2 separate regions of the Homo sapiens genome follow, and region 1 is linked to region 2. Evidence: chromatin loops called from intact Hi-C (ENCODE). Cell type or tissue: CD14-positive monocyte. All regions are shown on one strand. Each heading gives the region's core, and the rest is flanking DNA. Links, peaks and the distances in the headings are about the cores only. Region 1 has its middle 19 kb from the start of BEX1. Region 2 has its middle 50 kb from the start of RAB40AL.

Evidence for each region. A loop is a pair of places that touch in the nucleus more often than their neighbours do. Peaks named below come from ENCODE experiments on the same cell type or tissue, not always from the same donor. Only the 100,000 strongest peaks of a DNase experiment are listed, where the experiment ranks them.
Region 1: a loop joins it to region 2, with 5 times the contacts of the local background. A loop is called at or near these places in 1 of 110 quality-filtered maps.

What each region holds. Positions count from the first base shown.
Region 1 is chrX:103,037,175-103,052,456 of GRCh38, reverse strand. No RefSeq gene overlaps it. Among named protein-coding and RNA genes, the nearest start is that of BEX1, 19 kb to the left of the region's middle. In CD14-positive monocyte, for the core only: no CTCF peak of the experiment used is centred there; no DNase peak of the experiment used is centred there.
Region 2 is chrX:102,979,133-102,994,414 of GRCh38, reverse strand. No RefSeq gene overlaps it. Among named protein-coding and RNA genes, the nearest start is that of RAB40AL, 50 kb to the right of the region's middle. In CD14-positive monocyte, for the core only: no CTCF peak of the experiment used is centred there; a DNase peak (open chromatin) is centred at 8,994.

The sequences.
Region 1 (15,282 bases), core at 4,137-12,136, 58 kb before region 2:
AAATTATGTTTCATAATTGTTTTGTATCTATCACAGATCTTAGGCCACTGAATAATCAGTGAACTGGTCTTTCGGTTTCTCCTCTTACCCTTCTCCAATCCAGTCTCTATATGGCAATCCAAGGAACATTTTTTTTTTCTTTGAGAAAGAGTCTCACTCTTCCACCAGTCTGGAGTGCAGTGGCGCGATCTCGGCTCACTGCAACCTCTGCCTCCTGGGTTCAAGCGATTCCCCTGTGTCAGCCTCCTGAGTAGCTGGGACTACAGGTGTGTGCCACCACACCCGGCCAACTTTTTTTGTATTTTAGTAGAGATGAGGTTTCACCATGTTGGACAGGATGGTCTTGATCTCCTGACCTCGTGATCTGCCTGCCTTGGCCTCCTAAAGTGCTGGGATTATGGGCGTGAGGCATTGCACCCAGCCAGAACATTTTACAAGATAATTAGAGCATACACCTCCCCTCATTATATCCAATAAATGCCTCTGTTGCATTCAGGTAGTTAAAAAAAAATAAAACCCTTCAGGCCCTGTAAGATCTGGCTCTTGGCCACTACTCTGACACAGGTACTCTTTCCCTTCATTGCTAAGCTCCAGCGACACTGCTTTCCTTTAGTTCTAAATGGGCTGAGGACTTTCCTGCCTTAGAGCCTGTGCATTTGCTGTTTCTCCTGGGAGGCTAACCACACTCCTGCCCTGGCTAACAACTATTTACTCTTTAGGACTCATCTTAAATATCATGCCTACTGTTAGGGACAAGCTGCCCCAAAAAACTTCTTGGTACTGCCAACACTTCCCCCAAACCTCTCCGTGCTGCCCGTCCCTTCCCCTACACTCTGCAACTCTTCTCCTTCCCCCAAGCCTCTTTACATTTCTATGCCCTTATCCAGGCGCTGCAGTGAAGCCAGCATCACTTATCAGACCTTGCTGCAATAAACAAACCCCAATTATAAACCATCCGGACCGCACCAGGGGAGGTCGTGGGAAGCATAAACAAACTTTACCTACACCCCTGTAATAAACGTCACAAGGTGATATGTGGCAAAATTAACCAGCAAACAACCCCAGGGTCTCTCTTCCCCATATAAATCTCTCATTTTGTAAGCTCAGAGCTGCCTTCTCTGTCTGTAGTGGAGTAGCCAGCAGGTTCAATAAACGTACTTGCCTGAATTTGGGTCTATTCCTCCTTTCTCTTGGCTGACCTTACATTCTGGTGCTGAAACCCGGGAATGGGATAGACTCTGGCCGGGACTCACTCTCTCTCTCTTTATCTCTCTCTCTCTCTCTCTCTCCAACAATGTAAAAACTGATAAACTGAAAATCAACAATTCTTAGACTATGAGAGAATTGAGGTCACAGGGCAAACTACTGTCCCCCCAAATTGGAGAGACAGACAGGTGTATACAAAGAATCACAGCTTACCTGGAGCAGGAGCCCAGGAGCAGAAACCACCACTGGAGCTTGTACCACGGTAGGAAAACATAACCCATAATTGACAAATTACTGAAGGTTCAGTGTAGACAAGATTAAGAGTTGGAAATTCCAGGTGGGCTCAGTCTCAGCCTGTATCCACCCCTACTTTTGTGTGTTTATGTCCGGAGCCCTACCAGTTTCTCACAGTGAAGATCAGAAAAAAAATACCTTCCTGCTTCTGACAAGGGGATGCTAAAAGTAACCATTCTGATATATACACAGAACCTTTCGTTCTTCTTAACAAGACCTGCTATCAAGAGAAACAAACCAGCCAGGTGCGGTGGCTCATGCCTGTAATCCCTGCACTTTGGGAGGCTGAGGTGGGCGGATTATGAGGTCAGGAGTTCGAGACCAGCCTGGCCATCATACTGAAACCCCGTCTCTATTAAAATACAAAAATTAGCTGGGCATGGTGGCATGCATCTGTAGTCCCAGCTACTTGGGAGGCTGAGGCAGAAGAATTGCTCGAACCCAGGAGGTGGAGGTTGCAGTGAGCCAAGATCACGCCACTGCACTCCAGCCTGGGCTACAGAGCAAGACTCTGTCTCAAACAAAACAAAACAAAACAAAGAAGGGTACCTCAAGGCATTTAATAATCAAACTCCCAAAGGTCATGGATAAAGGAAGGATCCTAAAAGCAGCAAGAGAAAAGAAACAAAATACGATGGACCTCCAATACATCTCACAGCAGACCTTCACATTTACATTAGAAACCTTACAAGGCAGAAGAGAGTAGCATGATATATTTAAAGTGCTGAAGGAAAAAAAAACTTTTACCATAGCAAAGTATATTTGGTGAAAATATCCTTCAAACATAATGCAGAAATAAAGACTTTCCAAGACAAACAAAAGCTGAGGGATTTCATCAACATCAGACCTGTCTTACAAGAAATTCTAAAGGGAGTTCCTCAATCTAAAAAAAAAGATATTAATAAGCAAGAAGCTATCATCTGAAGGTATAAAACTCATTGGTAATAGTGAGCACACAGAAAAACAATATTATAACACTAATTGTGATGTGTAAACTACTCATATCTTAAGTAGAAAGACTAAAAGATGAACTGATATAAAATAAGAAGTATGACAAATTTCCAACACACAGACAGTACATTAAGATATAAATGGAAACAAAAAAAGTTAAAAATCACATGAAAAAAGTTAAAGCGTAGAGTTTTATTAGTTTTCTCTATGCTTATATGTTTGTATATGTAATCAGTGTTAACTTGTCACCAGTTTAAAATAATGGGTTATAAGATATTATTTTCAAGCTTCAGGGTAACCTCAAATCAAAAACACACAACAGAAACAAAACAAAACAAAAAACAAAAACAATAATTTTTTTTTTTTTTTTTGAGACGCAGTCTCTCTCTGTCTCCCAGGCTGGAGTGCAGTGGCGCGATCTCGGCTCACTACAAGCTCTATTTCCTGGGTTCACGCCATTCTCCTGCCTCAGCCTCCTGAGTAGCTGGGACTACAGGTGCGTGCCACCACGCCCGGCTAATTTTCTGTATTTTTAGTAGAGACGGGGTTTCACCATGTTAGCCAGGATGGTCTCAATCTCCTGACCTCATGATCCGCCCGCCTCAGCCTCCCAAAGTGCTGGGATTACAGGCGTGAGCCACCGCGCCCGGCCAAAAACAAGAAATTAAAACATACCACCAGAGAAAATAATCTTCACTAAAAGGAAGACAGGGAAGAAGAAAAGAAGGAAGAGAAGACCACAAAACAACAGAAAACATATAACAAAATGGCAAGAGTAAGTCCTAACTTATCAATAATAACATTGAATGTAAATGGACTAAACTTTTCAGTTGAAAGATGTAGAGTGGCTGAATTGATAAAAAATAAGAACCAACTATCTGTTGCCTACAAAAAACATACTTCATGTATAAAGCCAAATATAGAATGGAAATAAAGGGATGTAAAAAGATATTCCATGTGAATGGAAACCAAAAAAGAGCAAGAGTCACTATAGTTATATCAAACAAAATAGGTTTCAAGACACAAACTATAAATAGAAACAAAGAACATCATTATAAAATGCAAAATGGGTCAATTAAACAAAAAGATATAACAATTATAAATATGTGTGCACCCAACAATGGAGCATGCAGATATATAAAGTAAATATTACTGGAGCTAAAGAGAAAGACATCAATACAATAATAGCTGGAGACTTCAACACTCCACTTTTAGCATTGGACATCATCCAGACAGAAAATAAACAAACATCAGACTTAATCTCCATTATAGACTAAATGGAGCTAGTAAATATTTATAGAACCTTTCATCCAACGGTTGCAGAATACATGCTCTTCTTCTCAAAACGTGGATTATTCTCAAGGATATATCATATACTAGGTCACAAAACAAGTCTGAAAACAGTTTTTAAAACTTTGAAATAATATCAATTATCTTCTCTGACCACAATGGGATAAATCTAGAAATCAGTAACAAGAGGAATTTTGAAAACTATACAGACATATGAAAATCAGACAATGTGCTCCTGAACAATCAATGGTTCAATTAAGAAATTAAGAAAGAAATTGGCTGGGTGTGGTGGCTCACGCCTGTAATCCCAGCACTTTGGGAGGCCGAGATGGGCAGATCACGAGGTCAGGAGATTGAGACCATCCTGGCTAACATGGTGAAACCCTGTCTCTACTAAGAATACAAAAAAATTAGCTGGGCCTGGTGGCGGGTGCCTGTAGTCCCAGCTACTCAGGAGGCTAAGGCAGGAGAATGGCATGAACCTGGGAGGTGGAGCTTTCAGTGAGCTGAGATCATGCCACTGCACCCCAGCCTGGGAGACGAGCAAGACTCCGTCTCAAAAAAAAAAAAAAAGAGAAAAAAGAAATTAAGAAAGAAATTGTAAAATTTATTAAGGCAAGTGACAGTGGAAACACAATATAACAAAACCTATGGAATACAGTGAAAGCAGTATTAAGAGGGAAGTTTAAAGTTATATGTGCCTACATCAAAGAAGCAGGAAAACTTCAAATAAACAACCTAATAATGCATCTTACAGAATTAGAAAAGCAAGAACAAACCAAACACAAAATTAGTAGAAGAAAAGAAATAATTAAAATCAGAGCACAAATAAATGAAATTTTTATGAAGAAAATGATACAAAAGATCAATGAAATAAAAAGTTGAGTTTTTGAAATAATAACAAAATTGACAAACCGTTAGCCAGAGTCATTATGAAGAAATGAGAGAAGACCTAAATAAATAAAATTAGAGCTACAAAGTAGACATTACAACCAATACTACAGAAATTCAAAGAATCATTAGAGGCTACTATGAGCAGGTATATGCCAATACATTGGAAAATCTAGATGAAATAGATAAATTTCTAGACACATACAATGTACCAAGATCGAACCAGAAAGAAATACAAAACCTGAACAGCAAAGCCATTATAAAAATTATCCCAGGAATGTAAAGCCTGGGACTCAACGGCTTCACTGCTGAATTTTATCAAACTTTTTAAGAAGAACTAATACCTATCCTACTCAAATTATTCCAAAAAATAGAGGAGGGAATACTTCCAAACTAATTCTACTAGGCCAGTATTATCCTGATACCAAGACCAGAAAAAGACACATCAGAAAATAAACTACAGGCTAATATGTCTCCTGAATATTGATACAAAAATTCTCAACAAACTATTAGCAAACCAAATTTAACAATACATTAGAAAGAGCATTCATCATGACCAAGTGGGATTTATTCCTAGGATACAAGGATGATTCAACATATGCAAATCAATCAATATGATACATCATATCAAGAGAATGTAGGACAAAAAGCATATGATCATTTCAATTGACGCTGAAGAACATTTGATACAATTCAACATTGCTTCATGATTTAAAAAGAATCTAAAAACCTGAGTATCAAAGGAATATGTCTCAACATAATAAAAGCCATATATAACAGACCCACAGCTAATATTAAACAGAATGGAAGAAAAACCGAAAGCCTTTTCTTTAAGATCTGAAACACAAGGATGCCCCCTTGCTACACTGTTGTATTATTCCATTCTTTCATGGCTATAAAAAACTATCTGAGACTGGATAAAGAAAGGGTTTAATTGACTCACATTTCTGCAGGCTGTACAGGAAGTATGGCTGAGGAGGCCTCAGGGAACTTACAATCATGCAGAAGGCAAAGGGAAAGCATGCACGTCTTACATGGCTGGAGAAGGAGGAAGAGTGAGATGGGGGAGGCGCCACACACTTTTAAACAACCAGATCTCGTGAGAACTCACTCATTATCAGAGAATAGCAAGGGGGAAATCTGCCCCCATGATCCAATCAGCTCCCACCAGGCCTCACCTCCAAAATTGGGGATTACAATTTGACATGAGATTTGGGTGGGGACACAAATCCAAACCATATTAACTCTTATTCAAAATAATACTGGAAGTCCCAGCTAGAGCAATCAGACAAGAAAAAGAAATGAGGCACACCTACACTGGAAAGGAAGAAGTCAAATTATCCTTGTTTACAGATGATATTATCTTATATTTGGAAAAAACCTAAAGACTCCACTAAAAAAATTAAGAGAACTGATAAACAAATTCAGTAAAGTTGCAGGATACAAAATCAACATACAAAAATCAGTAGCATTTCTATATGCCAATTGTGAACAATCTGAAAATGAAATCAATAATGTAATCCCATTTATAATAGCTACAACAATATTAAGTACCTAGGAATTAACCAAAGAAGTGAAAGATCACTATAATAAAAATTATAAAACATTGATGAAAGAAATTGAAGAGGACATAAAAAATGTAAAGATATTCAAAATTCACAAATTGGAAGAATCAATATTGTTAAAATGTCCATACTACTCAAAGAAATCTACGGATTCAATGCAATCCCTATCAAAATACCAATGAGATTCTTCACAGAAATTTAAAAAAACTATTCTAAAATGTGTATTCAATCACAAAAGACCCAGAATAGCCAAAGCTGTCCTGAGTAAAAAGAACAAAACAGGAAGAATAACATTTCCTGACTTCAAATTATACTACAGAGCTATAGCAACCAAAACAGCATGGTGTTGGAATAGAAACAGACACATAGTGGTGGCTCACACCTGTAATCCCTGCACTTTGGGAGGCCGAGGCGGGTGGATCACTTGAGGTCAGGAGTTTGAGACCAGCCTGGCCAACATGATGAAACCCCATCTCTACTAAAAATACAAAAAATTAGCCGGGCATGGTGGTGGGCGCTTGTAATCCCAGCTACTCAAAAGGCTGAGGCAGGAGAATCACTTGAACCCAGGAGGCGGAGGTTGCAGTGAGTCAAGATCGTGGCACTGCACTCCAGCCTGGGCAACAGAGAGAGACTCCATATCAGAAAAGAAGAAACAGACATATAGATCAATGGAACAGAATAGAGAACTCAGAAACAAGTCCATGCATCTGTACTGAACTCATTTTCGACAAAGCTGCCAAAAAATACACTGTCTCTTAAATAAACGGTCCTGGGAAAACTGGTTACCATATGCAAAAGAATGAAACTAAACCCCTATCTCTCACCATATACAAAAATCATATCAAAATGGATTAAAGACTTATACCTAATAACTCAAACTATGAAACTACTACAAGAAAAAGTTGGGGCGAATCTCCAGGACATTGGACTGGTAAATATTTGTTGAGTAATATCCTACAAGCACAAGCAACCAAAGCAAAAATGGACAGATAGGATCACATTGTTACCTTTGCTGTGCAGAAGTTACAAAGCTTCTGCACAGCAAAGGTAATTATCAACAAAGTGAAGAGACAACCCACAGAATAGGAGAAAATATTTGCAAACTATCTATCTGACAAGAGATTAACCACCAGAATATATAAGGAGCTCAAACAACTCTATAGGAAAAAAATCTAATCATCCAATTAAAAAGGGGAAAAGATCTGAATAGACACTTCTCAAAAGAAGACATACAAATGGCAAATAGCTATAAGAAAAGGTGCTCAATATCACTGATCATCAGAGCAATACAAGTAAAAACTACAATGAGTTATCATCTCACCCCAGTTAAAATGGCTTTTATCCAAAAGTTAGGAAATAACAAATGCTGACGAGGATGTGGAGAAAAGGGAACCCTTGTACACTGCTTTTGAGAATGCAAATGAGTACAACTACAAATTTTGCAGTCTCCTCAAAATCAAAAAATAGAGCTACTATATGAGCCAGCAAATCCACTACTAGTTACATACCCCAAAAAAGGAAATCAGTATATTAAAGAGATACCTGCCTACCCGTGTTTGTTGCAGCACTGTTCACAATAGTCATGATTTGGAAGCAACCCAAGTGCCCATCAACAGATGAATGAATAAAGAAGATGTGGTACATATACACAAGGAGTACTATTCAGCCATAAAAAAAGAATAAGATCCTGTCATTTGCAACAACACAGATGGAACAGGAGGTCATTATGTTGAGTGAAATAACCCAGGCACAGAGAGACATACTTCACGTGTTCTCACTTATTTTCATGAGCTAAAAATTAAAACAATTGAACTCATGGAGCTAGAGAGCAGAAGGACGGTTACCAGAGGCTGGGAACGGTAGTTGCAGGAGAATGCAGGGGGGTGTTTGGGAAGGAAGTGGGGATGGTTAATAGGTAGAAAAAAAATAGAAAGAATGAATAAGATCTAGTATTTGATAGTACAACGGGGTGACTATAGTTAAAAATAATTTAATTGTACATTTTAAAATAAAATGGTATAATTGGATTGTTTGTAACACAAAGGATAAATGATTGATGAGATGAATACCCCATTTATCCTAATATGATTATTACACATTATATGCCTGTATCAAAATATCTCATGTACCCGGGAAATATATATACCTACTGTGTATCCAGAAACATTAAAAATAAAAAAAATTAAAGTAAAAGACAGAAAAAGACTTTCTCAGACAAATTAAAATTGAGGAAATTTGTTGCCATAATATATGCTTCAATGTTAAAAGAAGTTCTTCAGAGAGAAAAATAATACAGATCAGAATCTTGGATCTACATAAAGAAAGGAAGAACATTAGAGAAGGAGTAAATGAAGATAAAATAAAATCTTTTATTATTTTAATAAACGTATCAGGTTACAATTTATTCAAAATAACAATGGCAACAATGCATTCAGTGATTACTGCTATGGAAAAGTGATAGGAATAACAGCAATGTTTTAAGTGAAAGGAGGGAGAAATTGGGAATACTCTATTAATTAGTACTTATCCATGAAAATATATAGTATTATTTGGAAGTGGACTTTTATTAGTTATAAATATGTATTACAAACTCGATGGTGATCACTAAAAAAAGTTTTTAAAAAGTATTATTGATATGCTAAGAGAAAAGATAAAATGGAATTATACAAGGTGCTCAATTAAAACCAGAGAAGACAGAAAAAGAGTGGAAGACAAAAAAGAGAGAGAAATAACAGCGATAAGAATTCGAAAACAGTTAAAACATGGTAGACATTAATTCAACTATACCAATAATCACTTAAATTTTAATAATTTAAGTACATCAGCTGAAAGAAATGAACTGTCAAAGTTGATAAAACAATATGACTCAACTATATATTTTCTATATTCTACAAGAAACCAACTTTAAATATGAAGACATAGATAATGTAACAGTGAAGGGGTTGAGAAAAATATACCATGTTAATTCTAATGAAAAGAAAGCTATAGTAGCTATAAACTCGGGGCAAAGAAAAATTTAAAGGAAGGAAAATTACCAGGGATAAAGAGGGGCACTGAACAATGACAAAAGAGTCAATTCTCCAAAGAGACATAAAAACCCTGGATGTGTATGTGCCTAACAGAGAGCATCAAAATATATGAGTCCAAAACTTACAAAACTGCAAAGAGAAGTAGATGAATCAACTATTGTAGGTAGAGACTTCAATACCTTTTATCAGTAATTGACAGATTTAGCAAGCATAAAATCAATAAGGATATAGTTAAACACAACATCATGAGTCAGTTGTATCTAATTGATATTTATGGAATACTTCATCCAACAACAGCAGAATACATACTCTTTTCAAGCTTACACAAATTATTCATCAAGATAGATGACATTCTGGGCTATAAAACACACCTTAAAAATTTAAGAGAATAGATATCATGCAAAGCATGCTCTCAGACCACAGTGGAATTAAATTAGAAATCAACAAGAGACAGATAACTGGAAAACCCCCAAAATACTTGAGGGTATAAATAACACACTTAATAATCAATATTGTTAAAATGATCATACTGCCCAAAGCAATCTACAGATTCAATGTTATCCCTGTTAAAATACCTACTTAATTTTTTACCGAATTAGAAAAAAACAATTCTAAAATTCTTATGAAACCAAAAAAGATCCTGAATAGTCAAAGCAATCCTATGCAAAAATGATAAAACTGGAAGCATCACATTATCTGATTTAGAATTATACTACAAGTCTGTATAACCAAAACAGCATGATATTGGCATAAAAGTAGACACATAGATCAATGGAACAGAATAGAAAACCCAGAAGTAAAGGCACATATTTACAGCCATCTGATGTTTGACAAAATCAACAAGAACATACACTGGGAAAAGGATATTCTTTTCAATAAATGGTGCTGGGAAATTGGATTGTCATTTGCAGAAGAATAAAACTGGACCACTATTTCTCACTATATACAAAAATTCACTCAAGATGGATTAAAGACTTAAATGTAAGACATGAAACTATAAAAATACTAGAAGAAAACCTATGGAAAACTCTTCTGGACATTTGTCTGGGCAAAGAATTAATGATGAAAACCCCAAAAGAACAGGTAATTAAAACAAAAATAGACAAATGGGACTTAATTAAACTAGAGAGCTTCTGTGTAGCAAAATAACTGATCAACAAAGCAAACAGACAACATGCAGAATGGGAGAAAATATTTGCAAACTAAGCACCCAACAGGGGACTACTATCAAGAATTTTCAAGGAACTCAAACAATTCAACAACAATAACAACAAAATTATCCCATTAAAAAGCGAGCAAGGAACATTAATAGATACTTTTCAGAAGACATACAAATGGCCAACAGGCATATGAAAAATGCTGAACATCACTAATCACCAGAGGAATGTAAATTAGTATCACAATAAGATATCATCTTACACTAGTTAGAATGGCTATGTTTTTGGAATGGCTATTTTTAAAAAGACAAAATACAACAAATATTCATGAGGATGTGGAGAAAAGGGAACTCATACACTGTTGTTAGAAATGTAAATTAGTAAAACATCTATGGAAAACATTACCGAGACTTATCTAAGAACTAAAAGTAGAACTACTAGTCAATCCAGCAATCCCACTGCTAGGAATCTACTCAAAGGAAAAGAAACAATTACATCAAAAAGAGACCTGCACCTGTATGTTTACTGCAGCACTATTTACAATAGCAAAGATATGGAATCAACCTAACTATCCATCAATGAGTGATTGGATGAAGAAAATGTGGTATGTATACATAATGGAATACTATTCAACCATAAAAAGAATAAAATCATGTCTTTTGCAGCAACACAATGAACTGGAGTCCATTGTCTTAACTGATACAAGTCAGACACAGAAGGATAAATACCACATGTTCTCACTTATAAGTGGGAGCTAAATAATGTGTATACATGGATGTAGAGTGTGGAATTATAGACAATGGAGATTCAGAAGGGTGAGTGGGTTGGAGGGTTATGGATGATGATAAATTACTTAATGGGCTCAATGTGTATTATTCAGATGATTGACACCCAGAAAATCCTGACTTTACCACTACATAATCTATACATGTAACAAAATTACATTTGTATCCCATAAAATTAGATAAATAAAATTAAAATAAGGCAGCAGTAAGTCTTCACCTCTCAATAATTACTTTGAATATAGATGGATTAAATTTTTCAATCAAAAGACAGAGAGTGGCTGAATGGAAAAAAATGAATGCCCAACTATATATGTTAACAGAAGACTCACTTCAATTTAAGGACACACAGAACTGAAAGTGAAAAGATGAAAAAATACATTCCATGCAAATGGAAACGAAAATAGAACAGGAGTAGCTATACTTAGATTAAATCGACTTTAAGTACAAAACTGTAAAATTAGACAAAGGACAGTATATAATGATAATGGTGTCAATTCATCAAGAGGATATAATAATTTTAAGTATATTTGCACTTAACATAAGAGCACCTAAATATATAAAGGAAATATTAATGAATCTGAAGGGTAGGATGGACTATAATACAATAATAGCGGGGGACATTGGGAGGCCGAGGTGGGCGGATCACAAGGTCAAGAGATTGAGACCATCCTGGCCAACATGGTGAAACCCCGTCTCTACTAAAAATACAAAAATTAGCTGGGCGTGGTGGCGCATGCCTGAAGTCCCAGCTACTCAGGAGGCTGAGGCAGGAGAATCGCTTGAACCTGGGAGGTGGAGGTTGCAGTGAGGTGAGATTGTGCCACTGCACTGCAGCCTGGTGATAGAGTGAGACTCCATCTCAAAAAAAAAAAAAAAAAATAGCAGGGGACATTAAGTCTGACTTTTAACAATGAACATATCCGGAGAGAAAATCAACAAGGAAAACTTGGACTTAAACTGTACTTTAGCCCAAGGGTAACTATCAGGCATATAGAAAGAATTCCGTCCAACAGCAGCAGAATATACATTATTTTTAAAGCTCACACATTCTCCAGAAGATCATATGCTAGGCCCCAAAACAATCTTAACACATTTCAAAAGACTGAAATTATATAAAGTATCTGACCACAATGGCATAAAACTAAAAATAAATAACAGAAAAAATTTTGAAAACTTCACAAATACATGAGAATTAAACAACATGCTCCTAAACATCAATGGATCAATGAAGAAATTAAAAGGAAAATTTTAAATATCTTGAGACAAAATGGAAACACAATATAACAAAACTTATGGGATGCAGCAAAAGTAGTTCTATGGGGAAAGTATAGACCAATAAATATCTGTAACAAAAAAGAAGAAAGTCTCACATGAACAACCTAATATTACAACTCGAGGAACTGGAAAAAGAACAAATTAAGCCCAAAGTCAGAGGAAGGAAGGAAATAATAAAGATTTGATTAGAAATAAACTAAATAGAGACTAGAAATACAATAGAAAAGATCAAGGAATTGAAGAGTTAGTTTTTTGAAAATATAAACAAAAGTGACAAAACATTAGTTAGACTAAAAAAAGACAAATGACTTAAATAAATGAAAGCAAGGATGAAAAAGAAGACATTATAACTGATACTACAGAAATTGAAAAGATCATAAAAGACCACTATAAAAAAATTATACACCAGCATATTGAATAACCTAGAAGAAACGGATAAATTCGTAGACACATACAACCTACCAACACTGAATTATGAAGAAATAAAAAATCTGAGCAGAACAATAATGAGTAAGGAGAGTGAATCAGTAATAAAAAGTCTCCCATAAAGAAAGGCTCAGAATAATTTATAATCCTTTGGGTATATACCCAGTAATGGAATTGCTGGGTCAAATGGTATTTCTGTTTCTAGGTCCTTGAGGAATCGTCACACTGTCTTCCACAATGGTTGAACTAATTTACACTCCCACCAACAGTGCAAAAGCATTCCTATTACTCCACAGCCTCACCGGCATCTATTGTTTCCTGACTTTTTAATAATCGCCATTCTGACTGGCATGAGATGGTATCTCATTGTGGTTTTGATCTGCATTTCTCTAATGACCAGTAACGATGAGCATCCTACTATAAAGACATGAACAAGTATGTTTATTGCAGCACTATTTACAATAGCAAAGACTTGAAACCAACCCAAATGCCCATCAATGATAAACTGGATAAAGAAAATCTGGCACATATACACCATGGAATATTATGCAGCCATAAAACAGAATGAGATCATGCCTTTTGCAGGGACATGGATGAAACTGGAAGTCATCATTCTCAGCAAACTAACATAGGAACAGAAAACCAAACACCACATGTTCTCACTCATAAGTGGGAGTTGAACAACGAGAACACATGGACACAGGGAGGGGAACAACACACACCGAGGCCTGTCGGGGTGTGGGGGCAAGGTGAGGGAGATCATTAGGACAAATACCTAATGCATGCGGGGCATAAAACCTAGATGGCAGGTTGATAGGTGCAGCAAACCTCCATGGCACATGTATATCTATGTGAAAAACCTGCACATTTTGCACATGTATCCCGGAACTTAAAGTAAAAAATAAAGAAAGGCTCAGGACCTGATGTCTTCACTGCCAAATTCTACCAAACGTTTATAAATAAACTAGTATTAATCTTTCTCAAAATTCTTCAAAAAATTAAAGAAGAGGAAATACTTCCAAACTCATTTTAGGAGGCCAGCATTACAATGATACCAAAGCCAGCCACAGACACTATAAGAAAAGAAAATTGTAGGCCAATATTCCTGATAAACATAGATGCAAAATCCTCTGCAAAATAAGAGCAAACTGTATTCAACAACACATTAAAAGAGTCATTCAGCCAGGTGTGATGGCTCATGTCTGTTATCCCGGTACTTTGAGAGGCCGAGGCGGACGGATTACAAGGTCAAGAGATCGAGACCATGCTGGCCAACATGGTGAAACCCTGTCTCTATTAAAAATAAAAAAATTAGCTGGCATGGTGGTGTGTGCCTGTAGTCCCAGCTACTCGGGAGGCTGAGGCAGGAGAATTGCTTGAACCCAGGAGGCAGAGGTTGCAGGGAGCCGAGATCATGCCACTGCACTCCAGCCTGGCGACAGACTGAGACTCCACCTCAAACAAAAAAAAGTCATTTGCCATAATCATGTGGTATTTACAACAATGACGCATGATGGTTCAACATACACAAATCTATAAATGTGATTTATTATATGAACAAAATGAAGGATGAAAATGTTATGATCATCTGAATAGATGTAGTAAAAGCATTTGACAAAATTCAACATCCATTTATGATAAAAATTCTCCACAAATTAGGTATATAAGGAATGTACCTCAACATAGTAAAGGTCATATATGAGAAACCCACAGCTAGCAACCATACTAAATGGTGAAAAGTTGAAAGTTTTTCCTCCGAGATCAGGAACAAGATAAGAATGCTCACCCTCAACACTTCTAATCAACATAGTACTAGAAATCCTTGCCACAGCAAATAGGCAAGAGAAATAAATAAAAGGTATTCAAATTTAAAAGGAAGCAGTTAAATTGTCCCTGTTTGCAGGTGACATGGTCTTATATATATATATGTGTGTGTGTGTGTGTGTGTGTGTATGTATTACATATCTAAAAAATATACATGTATGTATATTTATATTATATAAATGTAACATTTATATAATAAAAATATATACATACACATGTATATTATATAATTAAATATAATATATACGTATATACATATGTATACATGTATATACGTATATAATATACATGTATATATGTATATACATGTATATTATAATTATATACGTATATACATGTATATGTATATTATATCTATATACGTAACATTTATATGTATATTATTATATTTTAGGGTGTTTTATATATATAAACCCTAAAAACCACCAAAAAGCTCTGTATTTATTTATTATTGTTTTTTAGGCAGTGTCACTCTGTGGTCCGGGCTGGAGTGCGGTGGCACAATCTCGGCTCACTGCACCTCTGCCTCCTGGGTTCAAGCAGTTCTTGTGTCTCAGACTCCTGAGTAGTTGGGCTACAGGTGTGA
Region 2 (15,282 bases), core at 4,302-12,301:
TGGATTAAGGTCAACAGCCAGCTTCTAACCAGTCTAGTATCTAGCATTGCCAGTGACAGTAACTGGGCAAGAGAAGAACTAGAAGGCTGATGCAAACCCTTCTTTCAGGGGCCTTACCATATCAAATAACCTTCTCTCCTACCTTCAATTTTTCTACCACTGGGCTCTTTCCTTCCATGGCTATACAGGAGACTCTAGTTAAGTTTAAAAAGACCTTCATCTCTCTACCCTGTGAGCTTTTCTATCTGGCATCTTATTTTTCCACAGCTAAGCAGCCCATATTCTCCATCTCAACACATTACCTATCCCAATCTGATGCTTATCCATATCTCTTGGGGTTCCTTGGGGGAAGTCTCTTGGGGACTAAGAAGAACCCCAAGAGATATGGATAAGCATCAGATTGGGGTAGGTAAAGACTGCTGGCTACTAAGGTTCCTCAGTAGTCTACAAATAGCTAATCCCCAAAGAAACATTCTGTTCTCTTATTAGGCCTCATCCCTCACCCATCCTCCATTTAACACACATGACTTCTGTTTTGGAAACACTAGCCTCCATGACACTTCATCTTGCTGACTGTCATCTTTCTCTACTGCTTAGTCTCCACATGTAAACTCTGGGCAGAGGAGGTAATGGAGGTTTGTAGCCTTTGTTTTTAGGTTCACTTCTCAGTTAATAGCTTTATCTCAGCATCCTGGATCTTCTGTTATCAACACACCAATGGCTGATCTCTAGCTGACAGTCTGCTCTTGGTCTACCAGACTGATCTCTACCTGCCTGCTAGACATCTCCACTTGAGAACTGGGCAACTCAAACCAAGACCGCCCTAAACTGAGGGAATTTTGCCTCTAAGGAATTCTAGAAGTGGATCTTCTCAGATAATGTCATGTTGTCAACCTAAAGTTTACCATGAGGTAATTAAAAACTTCTACTTCTTTTCTCCCTTGACAAACACTATTAAATCCTATCTCCCAAACAACTCTCAAACCCATCCATTTTATCTCAGCTCAAATCCCAATCCCAAGTTCATCCTCTTGCCCAAGCAGCTGCAACAGTTTAACTGCTCACCTTGCAATTCTTTGTTTAGCCTTCCCAGCCAGTCTCTATCCTATAGGCCTAGATCATCTTAAAGATGATCTTTAAAGATGTCAGTCTGATCTGGTCACTAGCCTACCTATTGCCTTTGCTTACATTCCTTCCATGGCTCCTGAGCATTAAAGGCTATAGAACCAAATCTTTGATTTGGCCTAGAAAATCTTATGTGATCTAACCCTGACTTAAGCCTCCAGTGTTAACCTTGGCCGCCTTCTCTACATTTGAGAGAGATCAGTTTTTTATCTATTCTTCACATGCCTAAGTACCTTTAACCATAAGAGGTCACAAATAACTGTCAACCCAATTCCTAGGCAGTCTGACAAGTCACTGAGTTAGGAACATCCTGGAAACTAGGATAATAGAGTTGCCACAAAACATCCTGGTTTCTTCAAAGAGACTCATGAGGAACATAAGGGAATTTACCACTTAAACCTATCTTCTGGTAAGTCCTGTGGGCTGGGGAAAAATAAGACAAGCCCTTTCTCCTCCAATACTGTTTCAGGAGTTTTCCTTAGTTCAGCTAAAAACGGGTTCCTTGTCTGGTCCATGGCCATGAAAATTTAGGCTTGCGGATGGTTTGAAGGGTGAGTAAGACAGCGTTTTATAGGGTGAAAAGGAAGTAAAGGGGAAACGGGGACTCTCACTAGACCAAAGTCCCTGTTAGAGTGCTTCCTGCCTGGCCGTTCAAATCCCAGGTTCCACCCCGGAAGAAGAGGGGCAGACTCCTCTCTGCTGCAAACATTGTGAACTTCCAGAGGCTCCATCTCAGTGGCAGGCCGGTTGGAATTTCTCCAGGGACCCCCTCCCATTTGGCTGTCTCAATACCACCCGTAGTTTTATTCTGCATTTGATAATGCTATGCCTTGACTTAGTATAGAACTTCTGTACTTAGATCAACTAACCCAGCCTTGCAAATGGCTGGACCCACTGGAGATGACCTGGAACAATGGGACCTTAAGGCTCTTTCCACTTTTGGACACTGCAACCCATGATTAATATCATGCTGTTAAACAGCTAGGGTAGCTGTTAAAGTGGGTGATAAGTTGGTTGATTTTCTGATAGGCATCAGAGAAACCTACTCAGTTTTAAATCTTAAATTGATTAAACTTGGAAGAGAATCTATGATAGTTACTGGAGTGCCTGAGAAACCCTCCCCAAAATATTTTCTTTAGCCTCAAAACATATGATAGGGAAGTTCTTTGATCCATGCTTCTCTCTATGGGCCAGAATATCCCCTCTCATTACTAGGTTGGGATCTAAGCTATATGCCCAAGTGACTTTCCAGAATGAATATAGCTGAAGTCCCTCCAGAACATGCACCTTCTTTCCAAGCAGCCTTGATTGTCTGTTTTACTTTCCCTCAGGCTCTGCCCTCTGAAAGTTCAGGAGTTAAATCTGGAAGTATGGGCCACTGGGCATCCTTGATGGGCCTGTGTGGCACTAATCCATGTTGAGACCAGGAATTACAACCCCTGGATTAAACAGTATTTTCTAAAGCTCCAGGCTAGAAGGGGTCTCCAACCCTTAGTCACAACCTTTCGGAAATATGTGTTCTTCTGACCCTGTCATTCAAAGAGACATTGAAAGTACTGGGTATTCCTGACTTATGCAAATCTTCAAGGAGGACAGGGAATTGGAATATTAACTCAAGACCTTAGAACTTTAAAAACATCCTGTGGCCTATGTTTTGAAACAGCTCGACATGATAACTAATGGCTGGCCTATCTGCCTAAGGGCAGTGGCTGCTACCTGTGACATGTTGCAGGAAGCTGAAAACTGACAGTGTATACTATGCATTATACGTTATCTTCGCTTGAGCAGAAAGGAGGCTATTGGTTAATTGTTTGGCCAACTGGGAAAGTACCAAGCCAGGCTTCTAGAAAACCCAAATGTAAGTCTTAAGGCTGTTTCTAGTCTGAATCCTGTCACCCTGCTACCAGGGAATCTCCAGCCTCCTCATCATGACTGCATTAAAATAATTGATCAGGTTTATTCCAGTAGTCCAGACCTCAGATTTGCCATTGACAAAATCCAAAGATTGCTTCACTGATGGGAGCAGTTTCATGGAACAAGGAGTCAGAAGGGCCAGACATGCTATAGTTACTACCCAGCACATAGATGAAGCCCCTGGACGTCCGCCCAAAAGGCTGAGCTCATTGCTTTAACCAGAGCTATACATTTGGTTAAGGGAAGGAAAGTCAACATTTATATTGACTCTAAGTATGTTTTCCTAATATCCCATGCTCACCGGGTAATTTGGAAGGAAAGTTGGCCTTTTTAATTCTAATAATAAAGCATGGTCCTCAAATTCTTGAATTATTGGAGACAGTAAAAATGCCCAAAGTAGCAGCAGTTATTCACCGTCAAAGACACTGGACACCCATGTTGCATAAATAAATATTAAGACTGACCTAGAGGTGAAAAATGTGGTCAGGGGGCTCACCACTCAGACTGGCTCTTGTTCCTACTCTGTTTAGATCCGTATTTCCCAGGATATTCAGAGTCTTATCTTAAAAGAGCTGAGCAAGGAGGATTTTCTAAGCTTGCTGATCATAAATGGCTTACAAATAATGAAGGAAGAAGTTATCCTTCCAGAAACTTTAATTAGACCAATTCATGAACAAATCCAAAGCACCCATTATAGTGGGAAGCTACTCTATGCTGGATACAGCCTTATCTTTCGGCCTAACTTGCAATGAACAATACAAACTGTAGTCCAAAGTTGTCCTATCTGCTTGAAAAAATAACCCAAAGCCCCAGGAAGGCACAAAAGTTCCCTTTAAACAAGGAAATCAATGGAAAGTAACTCATCCTAGGGAATACTGGCAATTAGATTTCACTATAATGCCCTGAGCCCCTGTATATTTGATGCTGGTTTTTGTCAGTACCTTTATAGGTTGGGTTGAGGCTTGCCCCACCAAGACTGAGAAAGCTACTGAAGTTGTAAAGGCTCTAATGAAGCATATTCCTTGATTTAGGACTCTTACACACTCTCCAAAGTGACAATGGAGCTGTTTTTATAGCCCGAGTAGCCCAGAAAGTATTGTGGTCACTGAGTACTGATTGGAAACTGCATTTATTTTGGCGACCTCAAACTTCTGGGATGGCTGAAAGAATAAGTAGGACATTAAGGAAGTCTCTTTCTAAAGCTTCCCAGGAGACAAATCTTACCTGGGAAAAGGTCTTACCCCTTGCCCTGCTGAGAGTATGGGTAGCCCCTAGAGGTGGGTTGGCTCTTAGCCCCTTTGAAATGTTATATAGGCGACCATTTCTCTGACCTGTAGACTCCCCATCTGAGGATTTTTCTTCCCAACAAAAGCTAAATCACATACAAAACAAAAACCAATTAGTCTGAGTTTTTTTCTGACAGATTAGTTCCCTAGTGATATGCCTCTCTACTCTGACACTGAAGGACCAAGCCCTGCTGAAAACCTGGTAATTCCAGGCTGAAGACGAGTTGCAACCACAATGGATTGATCCTTGAGGTGCTGCTGACTACCTACTCATCTGTTAATTTGGCCAGTGTTAAGCTGTATATTTATCATATTTGAGAAAACCAGTCCCTCTGGGTTCCCTCCAGGGGAAACAGTCATGGTCTTATAAACTTCTGACAGCCTTAATATTCAAAGCCCTGTCAAAGACTCTAGATAAGAAATCATGAAGGGAATATGCACTTTTCAGGTTATTGTTCTCTAGATCTTTCCTGCTTCTAGATGGGAAGGTAACCCATTAACCCATATTTCACAAACTCTTGCTCTATCAGTCAATTTATCCCACAGTTGACTTTTGGATAGGCTTAGGATTGTTCTTAAACTCCCTAGGGGATCTTCTCCATGTTCTACATTATTAATCACTCTAGTTCCAAAAAGCCAGAAACTAGCCAGGTACTTGTGAGTATTTCCAGTTACAGGTATGTTTTCATTCTTCATTATCCCACGATGCCCCTTAGAATGAAGCAGCTAGAAAGATCAGTGACTAGATTCCCCATGATTGAAGACTAGATAAATAGAAAGGGAAGGGAAACTGGCCTACTTTTCTCATAGAGCTGATGTTTATAGTTTTTTTGAATGAACATAGAAATTGACCTTCCTGGTCTTAAAATTTGAGCAACTTACTTTTGTATAATCTGAGTTCCTTTCTCAGAAAACCTACTGTTAGAGCTCCCAGGTAGCATCAGAGAGCTAAAACTTTATAGATCACAGTATCCAGACAGTGACGCACCAGACTTCTTATCTGATCACCTGCTGCCCGTTGACCAACTCTTCTTCCATAATCCGCCTCCCTAATTCCTGTACTCCCACCTCTATATGAACCCATAACTTTAGTTGGTAAAGGGAATAGATTTAAGACTTGTCTCCCATCTCTTGGGAGACATCACCAGCAATAAAACTTTTTTTCCCTGGCAATACTCATTGTCTTAGTGAGTGGCTTTTCTGTGCTGTGAGCAACCAGACCTAGGCTGAATTTCTGGTGTTCAGCAACAGATCTTGCCCAGATGGCACCACTAGCATGGCCACATGTAAACTGTTAGAACATGTCTATTATCCTACCTGGTTGACTGAGACATCCATCCTCAGAGACTGACAGGGAATTCTGGCATTCTGTCAACTCAGCTTGTTTTCCCAAGTCACCATTATACCCCAACCTATCCCCATCAGAAGCAAGAGCATGGGGAAGGCAGAACTGTTCAGGGCAGAACAGACTAGATCCCGGGAAAAGGCTGGTTTGACTCCTGGTTAGGGAGTCAAACCCCTAACTTGAACCAAGATTTCTTGAACCAAGATTAATCCTTACCTACTACAGCTATGCAGCCGCCTCTATTGCAGGGAAGGTACAGGGCTTCATACTCTAGCCAAGAGAATGAAGTTCTCAGGATGTTGAATAATTCAAAAAACAAAGAGGGAAGTTAGCATGTAGCCAGGAGTACAAACCATGACAGTAACGTAAGTTCTCACCCACACTTGTCCCACCTAGGACAGATGCTAGACAACATGCTGAAATATTGCTAGATGAGAAGGCAGCCCCACACATTGATAGTCCAATGCTAATTCAGTCCTTAGACTTCCAGAGCCTATTCAAGGATTGTCAAGACCGATTTTTGATAAACACTGACAAGTGAACAGACAGGAGAGGTTAGATGCTAAGTAGAATAAGCATTTTGTCAGTATTAGGGAAAGTAGTAACTAGAAGAAAAGGACCTAGAAAAACATGCAGAGAAGGACACTGGTAAACACCTTCCATGTTGCTGGCTGTAACACTAGTCAAATAACCCAGAATTAAGGGATGTCAAGAAATTTCACCTAAGAAAGGACAGAACAGGTCAGGGGACCAGGACAATAGTCCCCATAAACAGCTCCCCTTGTATACACACAGCAGGACAGCAAGCTAGGGTATAAGGAAGGATGTCCAGATGCTACCTGCTATGTGTCCCTTCCTGCCATCCCCACCTTGGGTAAATAACAGAGACTCAAAGGAAAAGAGTGAGAGAAAAGCTATTTGGGCAGACCACAGGAAAGATGCTACTGGAGCAGGGCTCTGTTTTCAGTATCAGAGGTATGAGGCAAGGACACAGCATGGGGCAATCTTGACCCCCTATATACCACATATTCACACATGAGGCTACTGGGCCCTCCTGATAAGCAAGACCCCCAGGCAACAATCCTAGGAGCCCCACCACAGCTTCTTGTTATCTTAGAAGCTTCTCTGCCCTGGGCCATAGAATGGTCCTGGGTACTGAATGCCTGCCCCTTAGTACCCTCCTAGGCAGTAGGTGGTCTATCTGCCTCATTATCCAGCCTTAGCCACTCAGTGGAGTTCTAGTAATTCTCCATAGAACAGGAAGACCCTCAGCAAGCTCCTAGGCAGGCCATGGGGAGAGAATGATATCCTGAGCAGAAGTGAGCCCAGTGGCAAGTCAGGAGAAACTTACAAGGGTCTTCACCTCTAATAAGGCCAACACACCAACTCAAATGGGCAAAAGATCTGTTTGAGCTTCTAGCGGAATATGCCCCAAAGTTTATGTAACTGCCAAATCCGCATGCTGAATGAAGGCCGGAAGCAGCAACACTGAATGTGTAGTATTGGTTAACAACGTGTTTTTCTATAAAACATTCTGGTGACAGAAGAGTCAAGTGTTTTCCTTTAAAAATTCTAGTCCCGGGTCTACTTTGGCATTAAGCAGATAATCATTATGTTAGATGATAAATGCATAGCTTGCTCACTAGCTTAAGGATCTTTTGGAAAACCAGTGGTGTTGTGTCTTCAGTTCATACCAAAGCAGATGAAGCCCATATTCTCTTCCTAGATGTGGCCTAAAGGAACTTAGAAGGGGCCAGGTGCAGTGGCTCACGCCTGTAATCCCAGCACTTTGGGAGGCTGAGGCAGGCGGATCACGAGGTCAGATAGAGACCATCCTGGCCAACATGGCGAAACCCTGTCTCTACTAAAAATACAAAAATTAGTTGGGCGTGGTGGTGCATGCCTGTCATCCCAGCTACTCGGGAGGCTGAGGCAGGAGAATCGCTTGAACCCAGGAGGCGGAGGTTGCAGTGAGCCAAGATCGCACCACTGCACTCCAGCCTGGGAACAGAGCGAGACTCCGCCATCTTAAAAAAAAAAAAAAAGAACTAGAAGGGAAACCACAGGAGAGTAAAACTATACGGCATTTCACCAGAACTAGAGGTAAAATAGAGAAAAGTAAATATGACAGGTCCTTTGGGGCCCAACAGAGGTAAAGCCAAACAGAGAGAAACCAAGCATCACAGAGCCACCATGGAAGGGAGGGACTCTATTTAGGAAACAGATGCCTCACTAGGACATTCAACCCCTGAGCACAGCCTGGGTCCCAGAGTCATAGCTCTGAGGGACAACTGAGTTTACCATGGAATCAGTAATGATTCTTTGTCACTGCTGAGGCAAAGAGTGGGGTAGCAGTGAGATTGGTAGGGAGAAAATTGCTTAGTCCATGGGGACAAGCATGAGTCCAAGTAACACTAAGTAAAGCTGTTGTGACAAAGACTCAGATCTAGGCAACATAACAAAGGTTTACTTCTTAAGTCTTATGAGGGTAAAGTGATTTGTGTAAGGCTTTCTTACCAGTATAGGCCTAGGAATATTTTATCTTTAGCTATATTATCTAGATTATATAGCCTCTAGGGTCACTTTTGCATAGGAAGAGCATGGGGAAGGCACAGTCACCCTACTTCCTTGAGCCAGAAATGACATTACTTCTATTCACAGCATACTGCGGAGAACTAATCACATGACCCATCAGGCACAGGGGCTGGGAAATAGAGAAAGCATATAGATGAGTATTGAGAGCAAGGTATGCAAATTCTTGTCATAGCCACTATGTTAGACTTATGAGAAACAGTATTACTACCATACTGAAGGATTATTTGAAGGAGGACAGCTCCTAAGAATAGCCCCTTAGGGCCGAACAGTGATGCCAAAGCTGGCCTCATACATGGTGAGTTTTACCTGACACCTCAAGTACTAGAGCTACCAGCACAGAAGGATGCTTTGGGACCAGCAACATTCGGAACAGCCTTGAATGAAAGTGGATCAAGAGACAAGTTTCTTCCTTGAACACAGGGATAAGCTACCATCTGGGCAAAGCCTACCAGGGCCTATCAGACTGTGCAAGGCCTACCTCGACTAACAGCAACTGCTTCTCAGCAACAAATTCGGCAGATGGCATCATGGAATTGCCTTGCTCTTATTAGGTACCTGTGAAATGTGATATACAAAATGGCATTACTCGTTCAGAGCTCTGAAATGGAGTCAGGAAATCATTCTAACAGGCACTACTTACATGATCTGAAACCTTGCAAAATAACAGGAACTTGTCTCAAACCTTCCAACTGTGCCAAACTGCCAAGACCACAACATCCTCGTAAACTGCTGAATTTCACCAGCACTGCAACTGCAACTCCTGCAGCGACAACCAATGAACTATGGACTCATTACTAAGCCAGACACCTCCACCAATGATAGTTCTTTTAAAACAACTTGTGCAATCACCCTTAATTTCCTTCTAAAAATCTTGGTAAGCACAGTGGCTCATGCCTGTAATCCCAGCACTTTGGGAAGCTGAAGCAGGCAGGTTACTTGAGCCCAGGAGTTTAAGACCAGTCTGGGCAACATGGTGAAACCCCATCTCTCCAAAAACAGAAAACAACAACAACAACCAAAAAACAAAAATAAAAACTAGCCAGATGTGGTGGCATGCACCTGTAGTACCAGCTACTCAGGAGGCTGAGGTGGGAGGATCATTTGGGCCCAGAGGTCAAGGCTGCAGTGAGCCATGATCACAGCATGCACTCCAGCCTGGGTGACCGAGTGCGACCTTTTCTCAAAAAAGAAAATAAAAAAACCATACACTCCTTCTCTTCGGAACACAATTCGGCCTTTAGCTGAATCTGTGTCTTCTGAGTTGCAATTCCTAAGACTCCAATGAATGCCTTGTCTTACTGCTTTACAGTTTGGTCTTTTGTGTCTTCTTGGTTAAACCACTTGAGCAATTGTGTAAAAAAGAAAATGGAAGGAGAAGTCAAACTCTTTAATCACCACTTTGTTGTAGAACCCCAAATTCAGGCTCGTGTACCTGATGTGCAGCTGAGGCCAAACACTGAGATACCAGTGCTTGGAGACAGAGAAACGGTTATTGGATTTGGCCAAAGTAAGAAGGCAGGAGAGTAAATCTCTCAAATTCGTCTTAACAAGGAGATGAAACAGGGAGTTTTTAATGCAGCTAGAGAATAAGGGAGGGGGATTCTCAGGGAACCCAGGGAAAAAGTCTGTGTTCCTTCAGTCTCAGATAACACCTTGAGCAACCAGACTTCTGAGTGTCAGCAGCCGCTCACAGTGTCCTTAAAGGCATTCATTTTTTCTGCAAAATTTTTCGTGACCCTGAAGTTCTCTCTTCCTGCTTGAAAAAGAAATAGTATATCAGCAGTTTATAATTATATTGTGGGAAAAAGGGATATCGGGCAAAAAGTAAGCAATTAACGTGAAGCAGGCAAGTGTGTAATAAGAATTTTCATTATTTCATTCGGTCACTAAAAGTGCTGGGGTATTGAAATCTCAAGAGGCCCGGTTACAATTTCATTTCCCTGGTATCTTGGTTAGCACTGCAGTTGTTAAAATAAGGTGACCTGCACTGTATGCTACTACTGCAGATTGTTGGTGTGACATACTGGTTTAAAAAACAGATTTAAAATAGAAAAGGGAAAAGCAAGCTAAGTCGAGGCTGTGGTTCCCAAACTCACAGCAGAATTGAAGATGTAGATATAGTAGATTGAAATGGAGGATAGGAGGGTTGGAAGGGGAGACTGAGGCCTTATAGCCTTACCCTCTGGTGGGGCTGCTGACTCACTCCATGGCTCTATAGTCACCAGTGAGCTCATCCTGGGAACAAGAATCTCACCTAGGGACTGCCAGTCCCCAGAGCTAGGGCTCCAATGGGAACTTGTCCCAAGCCAGGAACCAGAATCAGGCAGGCCAGACACGACCAGCAACCAGGCTGCCCTGAGGCTGAGCACCTGGGGAAGGGCCTTACAGACTGAGGGTGGGGGCAGGCCAGAGGCTCAGGGCCTGAGACTGAGGTGGTGCTGGGAAGCAAGGAAACCACTTTGAAGTATATTTGCTATTTAAATTAATCTTTTATTTTTCACCACTCATTTTAGGCTTATATTATCACTTTTACACCACCAATTTGATCAGAGCAATATTAACGACCCAAGCAAGGATCCAGTTCTAGCCTAATTAGGGGCAGCAGGTGAATTAGTAGATGGAAGCCCAGAGAGATAACACCGTGTGTCCAGGTCACACAGCAAAACTGGGATCTGAATTTGGAAGAGGAAACTCCTCATCATAACCCTCTACTCCAACCTCCCATCCCCCTCCTGCAGTCCTCAGGCAGTTCCCCTTAAACCATGTGTGCAATTGCATCTTTCCAGATAAACCAAGTCTGAGAAGGTTACACAAGGGTCTTGCCTCCCTTCTCCACATTTGTGGTCTGGCCCCTCCTGCAATATTAACCTGGCTCTTATAAATGTTTCATCCATTTTCTATTCCACATCACCCCTGCTACCATCTTCTCACATTTGAGCTTGGGATCATGAAAAGTAAATGTGCTTACTTCACCCACCCTTATGCTTTCGCCCAGATTTGGGACTTAACAGGAAATGATCTTGTTCAAATGTTCTTCCAATCATCTAATTCTCTAGTCCTTCAGCCCTGCCTGCTCAGCTGGGCTCAGTAAGGGATACTGTTATAAATACACCTTGCTTCTGGGTCCAGCTTTCACCTTTTCAAAGCATGCTTCTATAATATTGTCTATGTATTCCTGGGCAGTCAGGAGGAGCCATGTTTGAACACTTGGGTTCAGAGATGCTAACCTACTTGCCCAAGGCCACAAAGGGAATTGTCAATAGTTGTGAAGGTGCAGGATTCAGTTCTGACAGTTGTCTCTCTTCTAATCTCTTAGCTTGGGCACTCCTCCCCTCTTGTCTGTCCGCCAGTATCCACCCTAAAGCTGCATTCTCTGACAGAATGGGTTCCAAAGCTCAAGCCCTTTCCTTTTTGTCATATGATGGAAATAAAATCTAGGAGTTGGAGAAGAGGAAGGAGGAAGCAGAGACTGCTGTGGCTGGTATTCAGCTTTGATCACATCATGTCCCTCCTCAGAGACCTTCAATGGTTCCCCATTAACCATGAAAAACACCTAATGCCAGTTTTTAAGGAAGGCCCTTTGTGAAACTGGCTCAGGCCATCTTCCCACCTTCTTTCTCACTACTCCTCCCTCTTCAGTAGTCACATTGTGGGCTTTACTGTTCCCAGAACCCCGCTAGAGCTGTGCTTCTTCCACTGGGCTTTTGGAAATCTTTTTTTCTGCTAATCTAGATCAATGATTCTCCAACCAACCACAGATTCTATACAGAGAACCTTCTGATGCCTGGGTCTTGCACCAAAGATTCTGCTTAAATTGTTCTGGGATGGAACATCAGCATCTTAGCCTATATGACACTTTGTAAACTATAAGTCGGTATAAACAATAAAAACAGATTGGGCTCTTGTATGCTCACAGTCTGCCTTAGAATGAGGCAGAAAATGGGTGGAGAGAAGTTTAAGAGCTTGATTTCATATCTAATTTAAATATAATCCCTTCCCTCTGAAAGCTAGTGTGCTTGTTTTCCAGAGCTGGGGAGACTATTTGCCCCAAAATGGCGGAGTCAGTCTTCTCCTCTGGCTGCTTTTTCTTCTCTTTTACGTCTAGGGCTGAAAAGAACTGCAGAGAGCAACAGAATAGGCTTCCCGTTGCTTACTAACGCATTCACTTCCCATGTGGATCCTGATAATTAGTTTCCTGTTATTCTACTACCAGGTTGCAAACTCCTCCAGGGCAAAGGCCTGTATCTTTTATCTCTATCTTCCAGCACTAAGCACAGTGCTTGGCACACAAATAACAATAAATGTTGGCTAATCCATGATAAATGTGGTCCAATCTCAGCACTTTGAGCAAGGCAAGATTCAATGAGTGCAAGTGACTTACCAGTGTACCTGAGGGAGTTGGTGGCAGAGATGTGCCGAGAATCTAGCTCCTATTATTTCCAGGATGTACTCTACATATTCACACACCCTCTTCTGCCTTCCTTCTCCCAACCCACCAGGACACTGATTAAGGAAGCAGAAATATCAAGCACTCAGTACTGCATTCCAATTCCCAAGCGATAGCAGTGTCCCCTGAGGTTTACTGAAGCCCTAGGGACCACAGAGACTTCAAAGCCAAGGCAGACTACTCTCCTTATTCAATTCCAAGGAATCAGCCCCGATGTATTAGAGCTATTCTTATAAAACCATCTCTATCTGTGCTTTCATTAAGATGGGGAGGCACTGGCCCTTTACATTTCTGGTGACTTTATAACAGCGGTTCTCAATGCGTAGGCAGCAGACTCAACATTGGAACCATCTGGGAACATCTTTGAAATGCAAATTCTTCAGTTCTAGCTCAGACCTACTGAAACAGGAACTCTGGGGATGGGGCTCAGCAACCTTGTTTTAACAAGCCACCAAGGTGATTCTAATGCATGCTAAAGTCTTTAGAACAGCTAATCTAGAAGAAGGAGGAGGATCAGGGCCCTATAAAACCCTTCATGCAATGCCTTGGCTGGACGGAGGGGTGTAGGAGCCTAGTGCCTGTCATCACAGGCTTCCAGAGAAGGGCTGAAGTGACTTGTGCCTGAGTGAAGCTAGTAAGCCTTTTAGGCTGAGGCTGATGAGCAAGAATGAATTGGCTTGGAAGGTGGCTATTCCTGGCTGAATCTGGAAGAGACTCCTGGTTCCAGGAGAGCCAGAAGGTTCCACCAACATGTGTGCTGACGCCGGATGAGGAACCTTCAACTTGAAGGTTCCATCTACCTGGCCTGGTATTCTGACAGCAGGGACTGGGTTTAGGGGCTCCCTTTCCAGGTGATGGGCTTGCTCTGGGCAGGGAGAAGGCAACTGGCCTGGTGACTGGCAATGCCTTTCTGACTTGGGCTTGAGATAAGGACTACGTGGGAAATATAAGTATCGGCCTGCCCTCAGTGTGGGGTTATCCAGGCCCCAGGGTTAAAGGCTGCTGGCTTGGGCACAGGTCCTGAAAGGGTGTGGGTCATGGCAGCCTCCCCCAAGGGAGGAAGTTCTGAGACATCCCTGCTCAGGGGAGTTGAAGCAGATGTGGTGCTTAGCCAAGCAGCCATTGAGGGAGAAAGGACTGTGGGTATGAGAAGTCCTTAGGGCACAGCTGTGCAGGGCTCCCACCTGATGAAGTGTTAAGTGGGAAGGGGATGGAAAGCTGGCAGTTGGGAAGCATCTGGTCTGAGCTAGAAAGGAACCTGATGCTGGCTGTAGAGTCTGGTTGGAAGAGAACTCCAGAAATGAACAGTCTCTGTTCAGCCCTGGACTCTGGGTGCCTGAGGTTGTCTGACCCTCTAAGGTGGCCTGGGCATGTTTGGGTTCCTGAGCTGGGTACACCTTGGATGGTTAGAAAGTTGGCTTGGGAAAGTGGCAAAGTCTTGGCCTTAGTTGCAATCAGGCCCCCTAGGCCATTCCTTCCAGCTGATCCTGGGATGGCTGACCCATGGCTGCTGCCTCATATCTGGGCAATGTCACAGGCAGGATCCTGAAAGAGGCCAATGCTATGCCTGAGCTCGTGTACTTTGGGTCTGGCTGTTGGAACTAATAGCTTTCTTTAAGCAGGGTGGGTTCTGGAAAGACAATTGGGGTCTTTAAACAGTGGCTTAGCTGATTGGAGAGCCAGTGGCCAGGTGCTACGAAATACCTACGCAGCCTCTGCATCACCTGACCTCCTGGTATCCATCATGAAGACTGAGCTCTGGCATGAGAGCCTGGTGTGGTTTGGTGTCACAGGAAGAAGCTACTGGGCAAAAGTTCAGAGTAGCTGTGTAGCTGTGTGGACAATATGAGCTTGGTACACTCCTAATATCTCATTTTGCCTCGAGCTTGTTTTCCCAGGTGGTGTTGGCTACTGTCCCTGCAATGCCTATGGAGAAAGGCCAGAATTCAGTTCTTAAAAGACTTTGAGTGCAGGGGGTGGGGAGAGGATGAGCCCTAAGGTAGAGTACCCAGGTGTTGGGAATAGCCTAACCATCACTCATCAACCCACACAATGACTTACTGTGGCAGGGCCTCCTAAGACAAGGCCCCACTCTGCCTCAAGACCTTTAGTTTAGCAGGGGCGGAGGGGGCTGCTGTGAAGAGGGGAGAGAACAGCACTAGCTGAATGTTGAGGGGGCAGAAAAGCCTCAGATTAATAAGCAGTGAGGTGGGAGGCAGGAGGAATATAGGCCGCAAGTGAGAAATGTATGTCCTCACTGCAGAAATGAGGAATGTTAGTGCCTTCCCACTTGCAAGCTGTGGCAGAGACTGGACTGAGGGTTGAGGCCAAGGGGGATCCTGTCTGGCACAGGCACTAAGGGGAAAGAAGAGTGGGAGAGCCATGTGTGGAAGAAACCCCACCACTGTGAGGGGCTTGAGTAAAGCTGGCACCAAGCTGAGTGGTAGCAGCTGGCTAAATGGCATCAGTCTTAAAGGTTCCCCACGCACCACCCCTCCACCGCCACCGTCCCCGCCTCCCCCGCCCCCCACCTTCCCTCCACGCCAAACCGCTATGGAGCCGCCTCAATG